Linked DNA regions of Homo sapiens: region 1 is linked to region 2. Evidence: read pairs that join two places in POLR2A ChIA-PET (ENCODE). Cell type or tissue: PC-9. All regions are shown on one strand. Links, peaks and the distances in the headings refer to the core of each region. The heading gives the core; the rest is flanking DNA.

Region 1 (11,234 bases), core at 3,742-8,741, 310 kb before region 2:
ATCTTCCTACTGTAATACTATTTCTAGGATAAAATCAGTTACCACTAAACTTTGACTCCTCACAATTGGCTCCAATGTGAAACTCTGCTGCAGGATCTAATTCACTTTTTTTTTTCTTTTGTGACAGAGTTTCGCTCTTGTTGCCCAGGCTAGAGTGCAATGGTGCGATCTCAGATCACTGCAACCTCCGCCTCCTGGGTTCAAGCGATTCTCCTGCCTCAGCCTTTTTAGTAGCTGGGATTACAGGTATGCACCATGACACCTAGCTACATTTTTTTTTTTTTTGTATTTTTAGTAGAGACGGGGTTTCACCATATTAGCCAGGCTGGTCTCGAACTCCTGACCTCAGGTGATTTGCCCACCTCAGCCTCCCAAAATGCTGGGATTACAGGCCTAAGCCACTGCGCCTGGCCTCTAATTTACTTTTTAGCTCTTCTATGGAGGTTTAATAACATTGTTAGTGAAAGCTAATTTCTCGCTTCAGACCTATCCTTGTTTATTTCAGAGTCTAGTTCTTTTCTTGTAATTTTGACTCCTCTTACTGTTGATTGTGTCTGTGGTTTGATGTGGGATATTGAAGTGCTCATTGCTGAGTGTCTGTTATGGAAGATTGCTTTATGGTTTTTGGATCCCAAACTCATGTTAAGTGTTGTTGTTTTTTTTTCTTTTTTTCCTGTGGAATTCATGAGGTTTTCTGTTTTTCTTCCTCCTGCTTTACTGAAATATAATTGACAAAATTGTATATATTTAAGGTGTACCATGTAGTGATTTGATACGTGTACACACTGTGAAATGGTGACCACAATCAAGTTAGTTAACACATCCATCACTGCACATAGTTACCTTTGTGTGTGTATGTAGATCTTGCTAAAAGATCTATTCTTTTAGCTAATTTCAATGGTGTGCATTAACTATAGTCACCATGTGATATGGTGTGGCTGTGTCCCCACCCAAATCTCATCTTGAATTGTAATCCCCATAATGCTCACATATTGAGGGAGGGAACTGGTGGGAGGTGATTAGTTCATGGGGGTGGTTTCCTCTATGCTGTTCTTATGGTAGTGAGTGAGTTCTCATGAGATCTGATGGTTTTATCAGCATCTGGCATTTCCCCTGCCACACACTTCTCCTTCCTGCCACATTGTGAAGCAGGTGCCTTGCTTCTTCACCTTCTGCCATGATTGTAAGTTTCCTGAGGCCTCCCCAGCCATGTGGAACTGTGAGTCAATTAAACCTCTTTCCTTCATGAATTACCTAGTTTCCGGTATGTCTTTATAGCAGCGTGAGAATGGACAAATACACCATGCTGTAATTAGATCCCTAGAATTTATTTATTCAGTTAGTTATTTTTTTGAGATAGAATTTCACTCTTGTTGCCCAGGCTGGAGTGCAACGGCATGGTCTCGACTCACTGCAACCTCCGCCTCCTGGGTTCAAGTGACTCTCCTGCTGGGACTACAGGCATGCACCACCACGCCTGGCTAAAATTTTGTATTTTTAGTAGAGACGGGGTTTCACCATGTTGGCCAGGCTGGTCTCGAACTCCTGACCTCAGGTGCCACCAGCCTTGGCCTCCCAAAGTGCTGGAATTACAGGTGTGAGCCACTGCACCCAGCCCAGAATGTATTAATCTAACTGAAATAGACCATTTTACCAATATTCCCCCATTTTCCCCACCTCCCAGCCATAGGCATCCATGGGGTTTTTTTGTGCCTCAGGTGTGTCACTGCTCCTGCATTATTATTATTTTTAACCATTAACTTCACAGCTTGGAGTTTCCTGTGACTATGAAATCAAACTCCAAACCGGCAGGAGGCAAAGGTGGTGTTTTATTTTTGAAGGGAGGCATTTCTCCTGTCCCAGATTCTAGCGAGTCACAGGCTTCCTGCTTCTTTTCTTGGGCTGGTCAGCACATTTTTTTTTCTAGCTCCACATGAAAAGCCCTGACGAAGCGTGGATCTCCACTCTCCCATTTCACCTCCTGCATAGACTCACCTAAGCTTGTCCTCTGTGGCTGGGTTTGTCTCCATGCCCCCACCCACCACACTCCATCCCTTACCCAGCACTATTGTTCCTGACCTAACTAGGCATTGTTGTTTTTCATTTTAGTTCTATTTTTTCCTGCCTTTTTAGTAGAAGGATTTTCACATTCATTTTGTCAAGCATCTTGCAAGAAACAGAAGTACCTTTAGTTTACATCCCACTATCCCCTCTCTTAGATGCAATAACTGAGGAAGGTGGGGAATGGATCTTCTCGGTGTCTTTTTCTCTTATTGTTGTAGCATCAGAAGCCTTGACCTTATCTCATTGCAGTCTATTACTATAACCCTACAGCAGTGGTTCTTGGCTTAGGATGATTTTGCCCCCCAGGGTTCAATCAGCAATGTCTGAAGACAGTTTTAATGTTGGGACTAGGGGGCTGCTGCTGTCATCTGGCCTGTCGGATGCCACTAGACATCCTATGATGCCCAGGAGGATCCCACAACAAAGAATTATCTGGTCCCAAATGTTCGGAGCGCCACAGTTGAGGAACCTGGTCCTAAAGGAATGGCTCTTTCTTTCTTTCTCTTTCTCTTTTTAAGTAGAGATGGTATCTTGCTATCTTGCCCAGGCTAGTCTTGAACTCCTGGCCTTAAGCAATCCTCCTGCCTTGGCCTCCCAAAGTGCTGGGGTTATAGGCATGAGCCACCGCACCTGGGCGGCACTTTCTTAATTATTAGTCATCACTGCGTGTGGTATTCTCTGTCTCCTCCCTGGCCCCAGCCATCCTTCTCACTCCTCTGCTCTGAGATCCCTCCCAGATCCACAGCTTCCGTCTCCCTGCCTGCTGGCTTCCTGTTGGCTTGGGTATTTGGGAGGCACTAATGATTGACTATTGAAGCAGGGAGAGATATCTGAATGTTTCTTTCCAGGCCTTATTTTGGTGATGGCTGTATCCCTGCGTGTCTGCAGTTCTCCTGGGCAGCCCCCTCTCCACAGCTGCCACTCTTGCTGGGCTCTTGTTGGGCCATGACCACCCCTAGGCTATTTCCTCTCCTGTCATTTTGACTCAGGTGTGTGGCAATGGCTCCCACTGTGGCTGGGCTCTGGGCACCTCAGCGCTTCTTTGCTGTGCTTACTCTGCCCACAGCTCTGTAAACGGGAACTTCATTAATTTTGCTCTTGAACCATCTGAGCAGGACTCTGTGTCCTGCCAGGATTCTGACTGTTACAGTCACCATGGTTTCATTAACTGGAGGGCACGGTAACCTCATTTAATGCACCAAATTGTCTTTCCTCTCTATCCTGTGTCTCTGCTACACTAGGCTCATGTAGTCCTGTCACCCAATAAGGTGACCTCTGTCTCTGTACATTATAGTGATATAGTGGCGTCCATCCACCGAGAGGCCTTGACCCAGATTTCTATGCTTAGGAACAACTGCAGAGATAGAGCTGAAGACAAAAGTGATTTGACTTTTGAAGGTTGGCAGCCAGATGCTGAGCTAAGGATGCCTTCATTTGTTGTTTTTAAATTATATATATATAGTTTTTTAAATTTAAATTTATTTTTTTTTTCGAGACATGGTCCCACTCTGTTGCCCAGGCTGGAGTGCAGTGGCACAATCTTGGCTCAACCGCAGCTTCCTGGGTTCAAGTGATCCTTCCACCTCAGCCTCCTGAATAGCTGGGACCACAGGTGTGTGCCACCATGCCTGATTAATTTTGCTTATTTTTCATAGAGACGGGATTTCACCATGTTGCCCAGGTTGGTCTCCAACTCCTGGGCTCAAGCGATTGTGCCATCTCAGCCACCCGAAATGTTGGGATTACAGGGGTGAGCCACAGGGCCTGGGTATTTTTTTTTTTAATGTATATCCCTTAATGTAGATATTTCCCATATTTATGTTCTCTTTGTTCTTGTTCCAATTTCTCCCCTCTCCTTGGGAATGCCTCACTCAAAGGCTTGGACCGTGTTCGCCTCACCTCTGAGAGCGGCTGAGCCCTCGCTATGTGGGTGTCTATGGGAAGTGTAATCCGCAGCTAAGAGAAGAGTGGGCCTTTTATCCCAGCTTTGCCCTGGAGTACAGTTTTATCTTCCTTTGGCTCAGGGTTGTGGGACCGAGTGGGTATGGCCCTGAGCCATAGAACTGGAGACCCGCAAAGCTGGGCAATGCCTGTGCTCTAACAGTCCATGATGGTGTTTAATGAACTCCGGGCAAGAAGCCAAGCTTGTTTGCAGGAGAAGCTGAGTCCCTCTCTGACTCTGACCTCAGAAACCTTGCCGAATGGCTCCTCCATATCCCCGGGTAGGCCACAGCTTATGATGATACTGCAAAGAGGAAGCCGTGGACAATCACGCAAGAGCCAGAAGGAGGGGCCGCTGCAGCACCGCTTGGTGGTGGGCAGGTGCCATGAGCCCACAAATGACACTGAGCCAGCTTTGGACACAAGCAACTGGAAGGGGAGGGAATGAGCGTGCATCCTCATTTTTGTGTGGGATTTGTGTGATTTAGGCTCTTTTAGAAAGACTGCTCCAGTGACAATGACAGTGAACGGAGTTGTGGACTTGCATTGTCCTGTCTTTCACCAGGGACACTAACCAAATTCTGCTCACTTGGGGGTTCTGGGTCACGTTAAGTCTCCGGGTCTCCCCCACTGTGATTGTGGGGGGCATGGTCTGAGTCTCCTTGGGGTCAGGGTTAGGTTGTGGTATAATGGGAATTTTGTGTCCACTGGAGTCCTAGTCCTACAGGAGAGTTTTGATGCCAGGGCAGGCTGTGTGTAGGAAAGATGGCACTCGATCGATGCCTCAACAGAGATGAAGTCTGAGTGAGGGCAGCCACAAAATGCTGGCTGGACCCAGGGTCCTCCCCAGGGCTGAGAGTCTACCCCTCAGTGCAGGGCACAGGTGTGCAGATTCCCTGGCTCTGTGTGGCTCCCTGACTGTAGAATTAGACCCCTGGGCTATCGGTGGAGGCTGGGGTGAGGGCCTTGCTGGGACCAGTGTGGCTGCAGACAAAAGCTATGCTTCCCCATTCTCCCGGACATTATTCAGCACTAGCAGGCAGGAATCTGTCAGAAAGGGGAAGGGACAGGCATCTGGGGCACAGGGTCCTTTGGCTCTCACTTGGGTAAGTCCCCTAGGCTGAGGGCCGGGGCTGCCTGTAGTCTCCTCTCCTGCCTCAAAGCTACATCCATTACCTGTACCTTATTGGGATCCGAGGTTTTCATGACCTTAGTCTTGGGTTGACTCTGGGATGTTTGCACTGTTTTCTTGATACTTAATAATTTTCATAATATGGTACTGCTTATTTCACCTGACTTCTAATTATTTTTGAATTAGGAAGCTTGAGCTCTTGTTCTTCCATATTTTAAAGGGAAGGATTTTACTTTAAATTTTTTATCATTTCTTTTATATTTTATCTTGTCATTTTTTTAATGTCAATTTTTGTGCCTTTTAAGTTTTAAAAATTACCTCTTAGTTTGTAACATTTCTCTTTAGAATATTTTCTACTTGATTTTCATCATATAATGATTTATTCTTATACTGGCTGATAAAATATTTAAATTTCATTTTGCTACCTTGTTCTTTACCACTGAACTATAAAACTTCTTTTCTTTTTCTTGAAACAAGGTCTTACTCTGTTGCCCAGGCTAGAGTGCAGTGGTGTGATCTCAGCTTACTGTAACCTCTGTCTCCTGGGCTCAAGTGATTCTTCTGCCTCAGCCTTCCGAGTAGCTGGGACCACAGGCATGCACCACCACAACTGGCTTATTTTTGTATTTTTTTTTTGTAGAGATGGGGTCTCACTATGTTGCCCAGGCTGGTCTTGAACTCCTGGGTTCAAGCAATTGTCTCACCTTAGCCTTCCAAAGTGCTAGGATTATAGACATGTGCTGCCATGACTGGCTCTTTTTTCTTTTTTTATACCTTTATTTATTTATTTATATCAATTCTTATGTTGTTTCTCTGTAGTGTCCTTTTACATTTTTTCAAAGTGGCAAATGGCCTAAAGTTGCATTTTTCTGAGCTGAGCAGCTTCATCTCTGCAATAACTCTTTGTCTGCAGGTTTGCAGGTACATGTTGAAGGAAAACAGAAAACAGAAACAAATACAACCTTCTTCCCTTAAACAGGAAGTTGTATTTGTTTCTATTGTGGCATAACAGCTTACCGTGCACTTGGCAGCCTCCAAAGGCTCTCATTTCTTAATGCATAGTGCTGTAGGTCAGAAGTCAGGGTGGGGCATGACTGGCTTCTCTGCTCAGGGTCTGGCGAGGCTGAAATCAAGGCATCAATGGGCTGTGCTCCTCTCTGGAGGCTCTGGAGAAGAATCTGCTTCTAGGACCATGGAGGCTGTTGGCTGTTCCTTGTGTTTGTAGGACTGAGCCTCCTGTTTCCTGGTGGTCTGCCTTCTGCTGCTAGAGGCGGCCCCCGTTCCTTTTCACGTGGCTCCCTGTCTTCAAAGCTAGCAACAAACCCCTCTCATGCCTTGAACCTCTTTCCCCCAAAAAAGCCAAGTGCCTTCACTTTCATTTTACTTATTCATTTATTTTAGAGATGGGGTCTCACTTTGTTGCCCAGGCTGGAGTGCAGTGGCACAATCGTGGCTCACTTCAGCCTCAACCTTCTGGGCTCAAGCAGTTCTATTGCCTTAGCCTCCCAAGTAGCTGGGACTATTGATGCATGCCACAATGCCTGGCTAAGATTTTAGATTTTGTAGAGATGGGGTCTGCTATGTTCCAGGTTGGTCTCAAACTCCTGGCCTCAAGCAACCAGCCTCCCAAAATGCTGAGATTACAGGTTTGAGCCACTGTGCCTAGTCCCCCTCCACTTTTAATAACAGCTTTATTGATATATAATTCACATACCATATGATTCATCTATTTAAAGCAGGGGTGTCCAATCTTTTGGCTTCTCTGGGCCACATAGGAAGAAGAAGAATTGTCTTTGGCCATATATAAAATACATTAACGATAGTTGATGAGCTAAAAAAAAATCTCAAAAAATCTCACAATGTTTTAAGAAAGTTTAAGAATGTTAGGCTGAATTCAAAGCCATCCTGGGCTGCATGTGGCCTGCAGGCTGTGGGTTGGACAAGCTTGATTTGAAGTGTAGCATTTAATTATTTTTAGTATATTCACACAATTGTGTAACAATCACTACAATCTAATTTTGGGACATTTTTATTACCTGCAAAAGAAACCCCATACCCCCTTATCAGTTCATTTCTCCCCAGTCTTCAACCCTAGGCAGCCACTGATCTACTTTATCTCTCTATAGATTTGTTTATTATGGACATTTCAATAAATGGAATTATTTAAGATGTGGTCTTTTGTGACTTGCTTCTTTCATTTACCATAATGTTTTCAAGGTTCATCCACCTGGTAGTGTGTCAGCACTTCATTCCTTTTTTTTTTTTCGAGATGGAGTCTTGCTCTGTCACTCAGGCTGGGGTGCAGTGGTACAATCTCGGCTCACTGCAACCTCTGCCACCCAGGTTCAAGTGATTCTCCTGCCTCAGCCTCCTGAGTAGCTGGAATTACAGGCATGCATCACCACTCCTGGCTATTTTTTTTTGTATTTTCAGTAGAGACAGGGTTTCACCATGTTGGCTGGGCTGGTCTCAGACTCCTGACCTCATGATCCACCTGCCTCGGTCTCCCAAAGTGCTGGGATTACAGGCATGAGCTGCGGTGCCCGGTCAGCACTTTATTCTTTATTGCCAAATAATATTCCACTGAATGGATATACCACCTTCTTAATCCGATCATAGGTTGCTGGACATTTGGATTGTTTTCACCTCTTGACTATTATGAGTAATGCTGCTCTGAACATCCATACACTAGTTTTTGGGTGGACATTTGTTTGTCCTTCTCTTAGGTATGTTCTCAGGAGGAATTTCTGAGTGAAATAGTAACTCTATGTTTAACCTTGTAAGAAACTTCCAAGCTGTTTTCCACAGCAGCTGCACCACTTTTTACTCCCTCCAGCAATATATGAGGGCTCCAATTTCTCAACATCTTCACCAAGGGTTGTTACTGTCTTTTTGATTATAACTGTCCAGTGGGTATAAAGTAATATCTCATATTTGATATGCATTTTCTCAATGACTAAGATATTGAACACTTTTGCATGTACTCATGGTCATTTATACCTCTTTTTAAGAGAATAGTCTATTCAAATCTTTGGCCTATTTTAAGATTGGGTTATTTTTCTTTATATTGTGGAGTTGTAAAAGTTCTTTATATATTCTGAATACAAGACTCTAATCAGATACTTGATTTGCAAATAGTTTCTCCCATTCCATTGTCTTCTCTCTTTCTTGATAGTGTCTTTTAAAAGACACAAGTTTTTCATGCTTATGAAGTTCAATTTATCTAGCTTTTTGACCAGGCGTGGTGGCCCATGCCTGTAATCCTAGCAGTTTGGGAGGCTGAGGTAGGTGGATCATTGAAAGCTGAGAGTTTGAGACCAGTCTGGCCAATATAGCAAAACCCTGTTTCTACTAAAAATGTAAAAATTAGCCAGGCATGGTTGCACACACCTGTAGTCTTACCTACCCAGGAAGCTAAGGCATGAGAATCACTTGAGCCCGGGAGAAGGAGGTTGCAGTGAGTGGAGATCGTGCCATTGCATTCCAGCCTGGGTGACAGAGCGTGTCTCCATCTAAAAAAAAAAAAATATATATATATATATCTAGCTTTGCTTTGGTTTTTTGTGCTTTTGGGGTCTGATCTAAGAACGTTTGCCCAACTGAAGGTCATAAAGATTTACTCCTATTTATTTTCTAAGAGTTTTATAATTTTAGCTCTTACATATGAGTCTGTGATTCATGTTGAGTTAATTTTTGTATATGATGTAAGATACAGGTCCAACTTCTTTCTTTTTCGTGTAGATATCCAGCTATCCCTGCACCATTTGTTGAAAAGACAAGTCTTTCCCCATTGAATATCTTGGCATCCTTGTCAAAAATCAATGGACCATAGATGTACGGGGTTATCTCCAGACACTCAATTCTATTTCATTGACCAATATGTCTGTCTTCACACTAATAACACACTATTTTCGTAGCTATCCCTTTGTGATAAGTTTTGAAAATGGGAAGTATGAGTGTTCCAACTTTGTTCTTATTGTTAAAGATAATTTTGGCTACTCTAGATCCTTGCATTTCCACATGCATTTTAGGATGAGTTTTTCTATTTCTGTAAAAAAGGAAGCTGAGATCTTGATAAGATTTGCATCGAATTTATAGACTGTTTTGGAGAGTATTTCCACTTAAGCAATAATAAGTTTTCCAGTCCATAAACACGGATTAGAAACGGAATTATTTTTCCATTTATTTAGGTCTTCTTTAATTTTTTTGCAATATTTTATAGTTTTTGGTGTTCAAGTCTTTCCCTCCTTCTGCTAAATTCATTCCTGAACATTTTATTATTTTTATGCTATCGTAAATGGAATTTTCTTCTAAAATTTCATGTTGACATTGTTCATTGTTCAGTGTAGAGAAATATAATTGATCTTTTAATATTGATCTTGTATCCTGAAACCTTGTTGTATTCATTTATTAATTCCATTCATTTTTTTGGGTAAATTCCTTAGAATTTTCTATGTACAAGATCATGCCATCTACAAATAGAGATAATTTTACTTATTTCTCAATCTGGATGACTTTTTTCTCTTTCTCTTGCCTAATTGCCCTGGCTACAACCTCCAATACAATGTTGAATAGAAGTGGCAAGAGCAGACATCTTTGTCTTGTTCCTGATTTTATGGGAAAATTTTTCAGTCTTTCACTATTAAGGATGATTAGTAGTGTGTTTTAATAAATGCTCTTATATTGTTATTTTCAGGAGACCTTAGTTTTTGGAGATATCTATTGAAATATTTACAAATTAAATAATGTGATGTCTTAAATTTACTTTAAAATAATCCAACAAAAGGAAATGGGGGACATAGATAAAAAGGAATTAGTTATATGTCGATAACTGTTAAAGCTGGGTGATGAGAACCTAAGAGTGCATTCTGCTGTAATGAACTCTAATTTTGTGTATGCTTGAAAATTTCTCTAATAAAACTTAAAAAAACCCATCAGACACACATTCTCCACTCAGTTCCCAGGCCCCTACAGATAATTGACTAAGGGCTTTAGAATTGAATGGAGCCTCAGTTGGGTATGACTACTCATTAAATGATGTAACCAATGCCCTGCCCTAAGTTCCCATGCAGGAGGAACACTGGCTGGAGTATACAGTCACTGTATCTCAGCACAGGCCTGGTCCCTTTAGGAGACCGGGGTGCACAAATGATCAGGCCCTGGATGAGCAAAGTTTCAGTGAAAGAGTAGATGGTCTTAGTCCATCTTCCCTGGATGCAGGCTTTGGGTGGAGAAGGGGTGGAGTGGCCCCAGTAGTTTGTTTGAGAGGTAATCCTAGAAAACAGTAGTAAAGAGTGGGGAAGTGAAATAGGGAAGAGAGGAAGGAAATCCAATACTGGATGCATTATCAAGCCAATGACAGTGTGGGACACTGGCCCTTCAACGAGCTGGGGAACTCTCCGTGACAGTGTGGCGTATGCCTCAGAGGTATCCTAGCATAGGCTCTGGGACATTTACACACTAAATCCTGCCAGTCTTTGATGGAGGGTTGCTCCCTGGGGGCTTAGATTTTCTAGCAGAAAGCCCTCAGGCAAAAAGATGCAGCTACTGGGTTGGAAGTAGGGTGGGCATTCATTGCATTGTAAGGCCCATGGCCATATGGGGCTGGGTGTATCGCTACAGTGAGAGTATGCACAACACAGGATATTTGTCTTTAATGTATTTTCACCATCATCCCGTCCTGCAATTAACCTTGGGTGTTATTTAAGCATTCACCCAGAAATTCACCTCTTTCCCAGGAAATGGAATAGAGAGTGACCTTATTAACAGTTTACTTCAACTGCACCTTTTCTTTTTTTAAAAATTAAAAAAACCTTTTTTTATTATTATACTTTAAGTTCTAGGGTACATGTGCACAACATGCAGCTTTGTTACATATGTATACATGTGCCATGTTGGTGTGCTGCACCCATTAACTAGTCATTTACATTAGTTATATCTCCTAATGCTATCTCTCCCCCCTCCCCCACCCCAAGACAGGCCCGGGTGTGTGACGTTCCCCATCCTGTGTCCAAGTGTTCTCATTGTTCAATTCCCATCTATGAGTGAGAACATGCAGTGTTTGGTTTTCTGTCCTTGCGATAGTTTGCTCAGAATG
Region 2 (11,234 bases), core at 3,875-8,874:
ACCTAATGGCTCACGACACTGTTCCCACCCAGTCTGGAGAGGAAGGCCACACAGAGGGCCAAGTCCCAGGGCAGCTTTCCTGACAGCTCTGAAACCTCCAAGCCACCCAGCTGCGACTCTCCCTTTCCCACAGGGGTGCAGCTCACGCGGCATCCTCCACCCCCAACGGCTGGTCCTTCTTGGCCTCCTTCAGAGGGTCTCCTCCCCTGACTGCCCTTGACGTCCAACCTCTCCGGTGCCCATCCCTGCTCTGCTGGTCTCCTCGCTGGCGCATTCTCCTCGGGTGCCTGAGTCCACCCTGGGCATGGCTAGGGGCATCTCTGCTGATGGCCAAACCGTGTCTCTACCCTGCCTCCTCAGCACTACCCATAACTGCCCCCACGGGCTCAGGATGGCCGCAGCCCGGGCTCAGGATGGCCGCAGCCTCTCAAGCACTGCACGCCTGGTCTCTTCTTCCCCACTTAGCAACTGGCAGCGCCCAGAAATCCCTCATCCTAAATTCCTCCTTCCTCCAAAACCAGTCAATCAATTCTCTAGGTGAAACAGCAAACTCTCTGGAAAACCATTTCTCCACCTTATCACTGCTGACATTTGGGGCCGGATCCATCTTTGTGTGGGCTGTCCTGGGCACTGCACGATCTGCAGCAGCGTCCTCAGGCTCTACCCACTCCATGCCGGTTGGAACCTCCTCCCTCCTCCCTGCGTGGTGACAATCACAAATCTCCAGACATTGCCAAGTGTCCCTGGGGGGCTGGGAGAGGCAAGGTCGCCCCAGGTGAGAAGCTCTGTGGTAAAGGATCAGAGAGTCAGTATCTGGGGCTTTTCAGGCCATTTGGTCTCCACTGCAACCTGGAGGAAGCAGGGAGGAGCTGCTCTGGACCCCACCTGCCATCTCTCCATCTCTGACATCTCTGACCAGCTCCCCTCTGTGCCTCCTGCTCCTGCCTTCCTGCAGGGACTCACCTGTCTCACCTGGACTCTCCCACTCAACTGCCTCCACTCCCTCCCCTCCCTCCCCTCTACTTGATTTCACAGGTGTGGGCTCACCCGACCCTAGGAAATGGAATTCATTTCCATTCTGACCGGGGGAAGATGACATCCTTTACCCGTGGCCAGGCCCTGTGCTAAATGTTCCGTCAGCTCGTTTAAGTCTCTGAAGCAGATCCGATGAGTAGAGGAAATGGAATGGATTTGGGGAATGAACTTGTCTAAGGACACACAGATGCGGCGTGGCACCCCCAATCTTCTTCACTAAACACCAGGTGCATCAGCCATGTTGCTGCTGTCACGGAGGTCCTGCCCTAGTCCCCCTCCCTTTATCTCCCCTAACCCAGCCCCTCTTTGAATCCCCAGGCAAAACCCAGATGGAGGGTCAGAGCTGGAGGGTCTTGGCAGCCGTGCAGTAGTACAGACGGACGCTTCCATTTGGGAACAGGCCTCACATGCTTGGCCTTGCCAGTCTCATCGGAGAGCCCAAGGGGTGCTGGCCCAGCAGAAATCTAGGCTGGGTGGCCCCTGGCAAAGCAGAGCGAGGGGGGCCCCTGAGTCCACAGACTCCTGAGAGCACAGGCCCCTGAGAGCACAGGCCCTTGGGAGCACAGGCCCTCTGCTTCTGAGAGTCCTGTGGTCCCGCCTGCAGCCAGCCCAGCACCATCGGGACCTTCATCCGCTGGCTTCTTTCCGGGAGTGCTTTTATATCACAGCTAAAAATCCATTAGGAATAAAAGGCACTATGCTTCGTTTCCTAAAAAATGCTACCCCACAGATTTTTGATGGATCCACTCTTGACCAAACCCATGATGCGTATGATACCCCCTGGGGCAGCAAGTGGCCGCTCTGAGATTTTCTGAACACACTCACGCTCAGCCCAAAGGAAAAGGGCAGGAAAGAAAAAATCCTCGCGGAACAAAGCCCGCAAAGACAAAGGAGACCAAGGCTGACTCCCATCTCCCACCTGCTGGCCTTTTCCCGTCCTGCTCGCTAGGTCGTAAAAGCCGTGGCCGGCGTGTGCTCTGGGTACAAAGCAGGCCCCATTCTCAGGTCACTCCACTCCAGCCAGCCCAGCACCATGCCAGGACAGGCGGCTCCTGCCCAGGATTAGTGGCTGGGGCCAGACAGCTGCAGGGGCTGGGCCGGCTTCCTACTCCCCCAGGGATCAAAACCTCCCTCTGGCGCCTCCCACAGCCAGGAACACAGGCGGGCACGCAAGAGCGGGATTCCAATTGCAGGAGCTAAGAGTGCTTGGCTGTGTGTAGACCCAACCAAGCCAGCCTGCCTGGGACCCTGGGACGGCCAGGGCTGGCTTGTTTACAATGGGCCACCCCTCCCAAAGCCAGCATGCTCTGGCTCTCCTCTCGTTCTGCCCCCACTGCATTTTGTAAGATGTGTGTGAAACCTGCAAAGCCTGGATCCCTGGGAGGGTTCAGCAAACATGTGCTTCCTTTGAAGCTCTGAAAGGCAGAAGCACAAGAGAGGTCAGCCTGTAGCCTGGACACGAGGAAGCCAAGATCAACAACTAAGCAGGGTGGCGGAGGCGGGGGTTCAGCAGCTCTGAGGGGCTCAAGGTGTCAGGGGAAGATTTGTTAAAATGCAGGTTCTGGGCCTGCCTTGGAGATCTTCACTCAGTAGGGCTGAGACATCACTCAAGGCCCCAACAGGAAAGGGACAATTTACAACAGTGAAGGGACCCCTGGGGGAAGTGACGCCAGGGAAGTGGGGAAGGGGGAAGCCTCCACTGGAACCTGGGGGAGACAGGGACCCCCAGTCAGGGGAGCCGGAGTGAGCCCCAGGCGAGGGGCTCCCCTGACACCTCCCTCTCCACCGCAAGCCAGAAGTCAGGGGAGCCCCCTGGGGTACAGCCAATTCAGACCACTCCCTGGGCCAACAGCACAGCAGGGCTGGGAGGGACAGACAGACAGACAGACAGACATGGCCAGCACAGGGCATGCCCAGGAAGCTGCCTTTCCACAGCAAGCCTCCTGTGTGACACCTGGGCAAACACCTGGCCTAGGTCTGTTGTTGACTATCCTGCTCTCCACAAGCAGTGCTTCCTCGCAGTCCTGTGTTAACACCCAGGGGGATCTGCAGGCGGATGGCACCTAACACAGGCCTTTATGTGACAGCGACCCTTGCTGGTCCATGCCAACAGTGAGTTCAACAACATACCAAGCCCTACCTCCTGGGAGATTCATAAAATCCTGGGGATAGGCATGGGGTGGAGGAGAAGGAATCAAAAGCCAGGGATCTCTCCAAGAACTTGGAAATGAGAGAAGACAGCTCTTAGAACAGAATTAGACCATCAAATACATGAATCCTAGTAGCACCAGTCACAACAGCCAGAAGGTGGCAACGACCCAAATGTCCATCAACGAATGAAAGTGTAAACAAAATGTAACATAGCCATACAATGGAATATTATGCAGCCATAAAAAGGAATGGGATTTTGACACATGCTGCCACGTGGATGAACCCTGGAAACAGTCTGCAGTGAAAACAAGACAGTCACCAAAGGCCACCTATTGTATGGTTCCATTTATAAGTCATGTCCAGGATACACAAATCCATAGGAATCCATAGAAACCGAAAGCAGAGCAGTGGTTGTCAGGGGCGGGAAGGAGGGGCAGCGACTGCTAATGGGTGCCCTTTAGGGTTGAAAAAATGTTCTGGAGATGTGATAAGAGGTGGTGGTTGCACAACTTTGTGAATATTCTATACAGCACAGAATTGTGACATTTCAAAATGGTAAATTATATGTTATGTGAACTTCATTTCAATAAAACTTTTTAAAAAAAATAATGAAACCCTGTAAAGAAGCAAAGCCACTCTAAAGAGGTCCAGTGCCACCGAGGCGACTACAGGCAATGACACCTTAAGAAGGTGCCCATGAGGAACCCATCTGAGGCTAAAATATTATGCACATGCACAGAGAACAGTCTGGAAAGATACATTTATTAAAAATAACTGTGACACTGAGAGCATATTTTTGTTATGAGAAATAACTACTAAAGCATAGAAAAAGAAAACCTATGTTTAGTTAGGAGTTAGGAGGGTACCTAGTCAGTCAGGCACAGGAAAAACGCCACCAACAGGGGAAGCCGTGGCAAACTTCACCGAGTGACAGCCAGGAGCCGGGAGCAGTTGGGGTGCTAACGGGGAGCCCCAAAGCCTGCAGTCCCACTGGAGCAATGTACCCCACAGAGGGCAGGTACCTAGGGCCATCTTGGGTGGGTTTTAGGACTCTCAAAACCCAACTCAAACCAGCTAAGAAAAAACAGGAACAGACTGTGGCCCCTAAAATCACACCGAGGTGAGGACAGGGGTGGGGCCATCCCTGGAGCCAACTGGATACAGACACTGCAAGCCCCCCAGCCTCCAGCCTCTGTCACCATCACTGTGAGTTCAGCTTCTGTATGCCAGAGCCACATCTCCCTGCATAGGAGCGTGACTGGGAAGGTGTCACACGCCCATAACTGCAACTTCTCACTCCCGTTTTACAGATGAGCAAACTAAGGCCCAACAGAGGTCAGTGAGCAGAGCCATGCAACTGTTCCTCACCAAGATTTGACCCCCTCCACCCCTCAGACCAGAGAGTTTAGTTCCAGAGTCCAGGCTACACACAGGTGCTGGCAAAATGGGAATCTGCTTCTCAGCAGATAAAACAGTAAACAGACACTCTATCCTTCGAATGACCCTCATTCTGCTCTCATGCCCCGACCTGTACAGTGAGGATGCATTATCTGCACCTCCAAAGTATCCCCTTTTTTCCTGTCAAATGAATACATTGGTACCCTGGCCTCAGTGGCCTGCGTTTGTAGGATCTAAGTCCACCCCAGAATCTGGTGTTTGAGAGCTAGGCCCTGGCCAGGGGAGAGTTCTCCTCGGTCACGCTGGTTCCAGCCCTTGGGTACTGCTTCCTGGGTCCCTGCCACAGAGGACCAAAAGGACAGGGCCACGCTGGCCCTGCTGCCAGCCATGCCCCATCCACCGAAGCCCTGGGCTTATTCGATCAGAAGCCTATTCACGTGTGATAGCTTGAAGATTTTCTAAAGAAACGTAGCATCCAAGTTGGGCAAACTATTTCATAGCAACTAAGAGGCAGACCTGCCTCCTGGCACACATCTATGCCTGGGCAGATGGCAGCCAGGTTCAAGTTACTTCAAGTTCTTTTGAAATCAGGAGATCAAAGGCAGAACGGAATCAGCATTCCTGTTGGAGGTTCATCCGGGCCCTCCCTGGAATCTGCTGCTGTCAGGCAACTCCTCCCTCTGCTGACAATTCTAGAATCTTGTGTGGCCTTCCGTTATCTGAACCCAGCCCATCTGCTCTGGGGACCCTATGTCACGGCACTGGGATCAGAAGATTCTACTGGGGTCCATCCCTGCCAAATGCCTGACCCTTTTTGTTTTACTTGTTTTGTTTTTGAGACAGGGTCTCGCTCTGTCATGCAGGCTGCAGTGCAGTGGCGTGATCACAGCTCACTGCAGCCTTGACCTGCTGGGCTCAATCAATCCTCCCACCTCAGCCTCCTGAGTAGTTGGGGATACAAGTGTCACCAGCACGACTGGCTAATTTTTTGTATTTTTTATAGAGACCAGGTTTTGCTATGTTGCCCAGGCTGGACTTGAACTCCTGGACTCAAGTGATCCGCCCGCTTCAGCCTCCCTTGGATTACAGTCATGAGCCACCGCATCCAGCTTGACCTTGGTTTGATGACTTCAGCTTCTCTGAGGCACAAGTTTCCTCATCTGTAAAACGAGGCTGCTAATGAATATTTGGCTCAACCCACCTGTCCTTCAGAAGATTACGCAACATAACAAACCCAAGACAGCTTGGCAAACTATAAACCACTGTGCACAATTTAAATATAAAATAAGCCTGCAGGAGAGTTCTTCAAATCCTGTATAGTAACAGTTCTCTCCCGCAGCTTCCTCTTCGCCAAATCTGACGATGGCCCCAGAATTGCATCGTTTAAAAATGTACCCTCCAGCCCAGCATGGTGGCTCACACCTGTAATCCCAGCACTCTGGGGAGGCCGAGGCGGGCGGGTCGCCTGAGGTCAGGAGTTTGAGATCAGCCTGGCCAACGTGGTGAAACGCTGTCTCTGCTAAAAATACAAAAATTAGCCAGGTGTGGTGGCGCACACCTGTAATCCCAGCTACTCTGGAGTCTGAGGCAGGAGAATCACTTGAACCCGGGAGGCGGAGGTTGCAGTGAGGTGAGATTGCGCCACCGCACTCCAGCCTGGACAACAGAGTAAGACTCCATGTCAAAAAAAATAAAAAACAAAAAACAAAACACCTCACCCTCCTTTGAGAGCCAATTCATAATTCCTCTTCAAATGCAGCACTGAAATGTCCAGGCCGGAACACCAAGTTGCCCGAACGGTCCGTGAGAACTCATCTCTCCAGTCACCTGTACACAGGCTTCCCGGATGCGGCCTCTTGCCCTGGACTGTGGGTTTCTATTAACCTATCTAGGGGAGCACCTTCGACGTTCAGGCATTGTTCAGAATAAGACCAAATTCAATGAAAAACCTAAAGATAATTTTCAGAAGCCAGGTCTTCCCTGTTCTGTAAGCAAGCAAAGAGTATCTGTACTTAATGAAAAGCACAAGAAATAAAAGCTAAATAAAGGGAAGGAGAGTTTTACACTGGTTTCTGTCAAGTGTCATCTCCGTTTCAGCTGTGCACTCTGGCCAAGACATTGAGGCCCCATTAGGTCCCGCCTCGGCTTATCTTATCTCCAAGTGCGATAGGCTTGTCTTAGGCCTTCCTCCAGCTCAGAGGTTGTTAACGTTTTTTGAGGGTGCAAATCCTCTAAGGAATCTGACAAAGTCTCTGGACCCTCTCTTTAGAAAACTACCTCCACCCGTAAAGTTTAGCATGCAGTTTCAGGGGTTTCACAGACCCCCTCAAAGGGCCACGCCAAGGGCCCGGGAGCCCAGGATAAACACATCTGTTCTGTTACTGATAACAGCTACCTTCAGAAGACCAAGGCCGGGAAGAGCAGCAGATGCCCCAAGTCAAGCCAGAGCCTCTGTCAACACTGTTTATAATTAATTTCTCAAAAACTGGAGGCAGAGACGAGGTTGTACGTCCCAGCTCAGACACAAAAGTGGGCACCGTGTAAACGGGATTTATGGGCAATGATAAGGTAAGAAGGAAAAGAATCAAGTTGTGTTTACTGAGAGCAAAGTCCAGAGCTGCCTGGGGGAAGGAAAGAGGTCAGAACAAGGTGACGCCTGCCCACAAGCAGCTGGGGCGATGGGGAGACACCACCAGTGCAGAAAAAGGCAGAACCCACACAGAGGCTGCTGGCAGTGGGGACAGGCCCCAGTGTGTGGGGCACCAGATAGCGGGTAGGACCCGGCACAAGTCCCTGGCCTTTATGTCTCTGCTTTCTCTTCTGCCAAATGCGAGGCTGGGCTCTGTGATCTTTCAAGTCCCTCTGACCCTCCAACAGAGTGGAAAGGAGATTCAGAGCACACCACATGTGGGACTACAGGACCCACCTCTACGCAATGGGGACATGAACATCGCGGCTTGACGTCCTCCATGTCAGCGGCTCAGAGACAAAGCATCAGAGCCCGAGCCCAAGATCCAGGCTTCCCCTTCTGGCTAAGCCCCTCTTGGAAGGAGGGGCCCCGTGTTATTGACTCTGGCCAGTGGATCATGCTAATCCCTCCTCTGACCTTCATATCCCCTGGAACCAAAGGGCGGGGCCCAGATCAGGAGAGCAACCTGCATGGGAGAACGGCATGAATGAAACGTCAGGCACAGGGGCAACCCCCCAGTCACATCAATAACATGTTAACAGTGAAGCCACACAGCCCAGGCTCGGGGGCCCTCCATAAGCAGGTAGGAGAAGTGAGGCCCAGAGAGGCTACAGGACTTGCTTAACGTGATAGGGTTGTAGGGAGTTCCGAAAGGAAGGAAGAAGGGAAGGAGGGAGGGAGCCTGCAGAGAAGCCCAGCCGAGGATAAGTGAGTGCCACTTCCCCTATTGCCTGGGGTTCCCAGTGGCTGTCGCTGCCTGGCCCAGGCACACCCCCAGCCTGGAAACCCCTGTGGCCTCACCCCTCTCCAGATGGATCAGTGGTGGAGACCAGGTACAGGTGAATCAATCCACAGCGGACCCAGAGCTTGAGCTGGCCCAACCAGCTGCTTCTGAGACTTGGATGCTCAGAAACTCAAAAGCAGCCCAAGGGCAGGTCCTGCAAAGGGCTGCTGCGCATTGACTGGCAGCCACTCCTGGGCCAGGTATGTGCTGGTGGTGAGCAGCAGAGGCCGCGTGACAGAGCCAGCTGCACAGGTGAGAGGAAAGTCTAATTTTTGATGACCAATTCATTTCTCAAAGTTTGAGAAGATTCACTGTGCTCTCTTTCTGGATCATTCCAATAATCCTGCCCTGTTTTCTTCTTGAGCAAGTCTGAGGGTGTCTTAGATTCCTTTTTAGTCTTTGAGAACCTTCAGAGACCCAGGTTCCATCTTTACCAAGGAGAAAACTGAGGCCCAAGGAAATTGATTTATGTAACATGCTATTGTGCCAATAATTGAAATCTGTCTATGCTTGGTCAGAAGCTCTTTGCATAGGTATTTTTCTGACCCAAGAATGAAACGCATCCAGGTGCCCTTCCGAAATTGCAGTCTGCCCAGACAACTTTAAGGAATGAACTAACAACAGGGTGGGGGACAATTCCAAACACAGAGACAGGAAAATCAGGGCTTTTCTGATTTGATGGGAAGCTTCTTCAAAATGGGAGCAGATTTCAGCAAGAGATTCAAAGGCTCTTGAAATAAATAATAGCGGAATCTTTCTTTGACTGATGTCTTTTGTCCCCAAAGCCTCAAGTATGTTAAAAATCCCTCCTGTGAACTCACAACATGCTTGCTTTAAGAAAGGTGTAAGGCAGGCTAGTTATGACACCACAAAACAAGCCTCTCAAGAAGGCAGGCGCCGTTCTTAGTCCAATGTGTCGCCGGGAGTGCAGCTCACGTTTCTTTCTCCTCCGTCCAGATTCCCCAGCTTCCCTTCGGCAGCTGATGGCCTCACCAACGTGCATTTGCAGCGGTTTATTCACTGAGGCCCTGCGGACGTTGTCACTGGAATGCAGAGGCTTGGAGAGACGCTGAGCACAGCTTCCCGTTCAGCCGCTGCATGGCCTCAAGTGCCCTTCTCCTCTATTGGATTATCTGCTGATTACGGGGAGGTCAGGCCTTGGCAGGTGCAGAATCAGTGCCTGCAGGACACCTCAAAGGACAGTCCAAGCAGACCTGGTCATGCTATTAAGGACGCTGGCCTTAGTTTCTCTGTCCCAAGGATGTATGAAAGCCAGGATCTCTGTCACAGATCGAAGGCCATGGGGACATAGCCCAATGCAAACCTCAAAAGTAAACCAATTAGTGGTAGCCAGAGGCGGGGGCAGGGGCAACGGGTGTGGTCATGTAGTGAGTACAGGGTGCTCTTCCAGGGTGATGACGAAGTTTTGAAACGAGAGAGAGGCGGTGGTGACACAGGACCAAGAATGTACTCAATGCCCACTGCAGCGGTCAGCTGGAGGTTATGTGACTTTCACCTCGAAACCAAAACCAACAAACAAAAAGCTCACCAAACACACAAAGGGATAGGAACTTTGGAGAACCTCAGTCTGACGTGACCCCTGAAGACTTTCCACATGGTCCAGGCAGGAGGTGTGCAGGCAGAGCCTGCGTGGCCAGTCGCCCTGCGAAGAGTGGGTGACTCCGCTACCACCCATTTCTTCACTGCACCTTCAACTGTCGTGTGAATTTACAATCCCAAGAAAAAAAATTATGTTTACCTGTTCATTTTTACGTCTCCTGTTTGTGGCTCATGATTTATTCCCATTGGCCAGTCTAGAGGGGGTGTGGTACCAGCCCACGTGGTTCACGTGCCCCCCCAGGCACCCAGCTAAGCTAAAGGAACAGAGGAGTGGTTTAGGGGACACACAAATGCAGCCGGTCTGCAGGCTGGGCTCCGAGACTTTTTTATTTTTTATTTTTTTTTGGAGATGGAGTCTCGCTCTGTCGCCCAGGCTGGAGTGCAGTGGTGCAATCTCAGCTCACTGCAATCTCCGCCTCCTGGGTTCAGGTGATTCTCCTGCCTCAGCCTCCCAAGTAGCTGGGACTATAGGCGCCCACCACCACGCCCGGCTAATTTTTTTGTATTTTTAGTAGAGACAGGGTTTCACCGTGTTAGACAGGATGGTCTTGATCTCCTGATCTCGTGATCCGCCCACCTCGGCCTCCCAAAGTGCTGGGATTACAGGCATGAGCCACCGCACCCAGTCTTCTGATTCTTCTTAATCACCCTCTGAACTTGAACTTGAATGAAGTATTCTGGGTTTCTGAGTACTCTGAGATGAGTTTCTCATCTGTGAAACAGGCAGGGTGTTCCCAGGCCTTGAGCAGACACAACTACAGAGGGTGTTCAAGCCACCGGGGGCTGGAGCTCACCCTTCCCAGCCATCAGTGGGACAGTGGGAACAACCACAGGGGCAGGCCTTGTGGGGCCTCGATCTCCGCACCGGCTCCGTCCCCTAGCTGACACTCCCCGGAGGAGCAATCGGCCGTGCTCTGCTGCAGGCCTCCTGTTTCCTCAGTCATTCTGGTCTCAGGAACTGAGTCAGGGAGCATTTCTGCTGCCTCCTTCATCCTGAAGGACACCAGGCACCAGGATAAACTACCTCTGATGGTGATGACAGTGGGAGCAGGATCAGGTTAACAACTTGAACCCATGAGGTGGGAACTATGTGCAAATCACGAAATTTGCCACGGACAAAACTCGGGGCCTGGAAATGGAAACCCTGGGTAGCCGTGTCTCTCACTGACCCCCAGGCAAATCAGACTGTGACTATTCAGAGGCACCAAGAAAACACTACATGTATGCCTCTGGGAAAACAAGGCAAAACGAAAATCAGCTTAAAGTGTGGTGGCCTGTGGATGGTCTCTAACTGCTGTGGGGACCCACGCCCCCAAGCACCCCTACACCCCACCCAGAGGCACATGCAACGCTCTGCCCGCTGTATCCAGGGCAAGTCTGGGTGCACCTCCCTCACCGGGCTCCCGGAAGCCTGTGTGCCCGCCACGGAGACAAGCGGGCACCGCTGTGGGATGGCGGCACCCGTCCCACCCTCCCGTTCCTCTTCCCAGATGTCTTGCTGCCCCAGTAACTCTGGCACAGGGTCAGAAAAAGCAAACCACATGCGTGCCGCCCAAG

What was found. ChIA-PET counts read pairs that join two places held together with the same protein. Peaks named below come from ENCODE experiments on the same cell type or tissue, not always from the same donor. Only the 100,000 strongest peaks of a DNase experiment are listed, where the experiment ranks them.
Region 1: POLR2A ChIA-PET joins it to region 2 with 5 read pairs; 1 of 35 experiments calls an interaction of 5 or more read pairs at or near these places.

The regions. Positions count from the first base shown.
Region 1 is chr2:235,307,719-235,318,952 of GRCh38, reverse strand. No RefSeq gene overlaps it. Among named protein-coding and RNA genes, the nearest start is that of AGAP1, 180 kb to the left of the region's middle. In PC-9, for the core only: no CTCF peak of the experiment used is centred there; a DNase peak (open chromatin) is centred at 6,152.
Region 2 is chr2:234,996,912-235,008,145 of GRCh38, reverse strand. The region is part of intron 2 of SH3BP4 (SH3 domain binding protein 4); the gene reads right to left. Among named protein-coding and RNA genes, the nearest start is that of SH3BP4, 51 kb to the right of the region's middle. RefSeq lists enhancers at 1-240, 1,598-2,187, 4,654-5,492, 7,946-8,622, 8,738-9,367 and 2 more and a silencer at 10,467-10,761. In PC-9, for the core only: no CTCF peak of the experiment used is centred there; a DNase peak (open chromatin) is centred at 5,775; H3K27ac peaks cover 552 bases.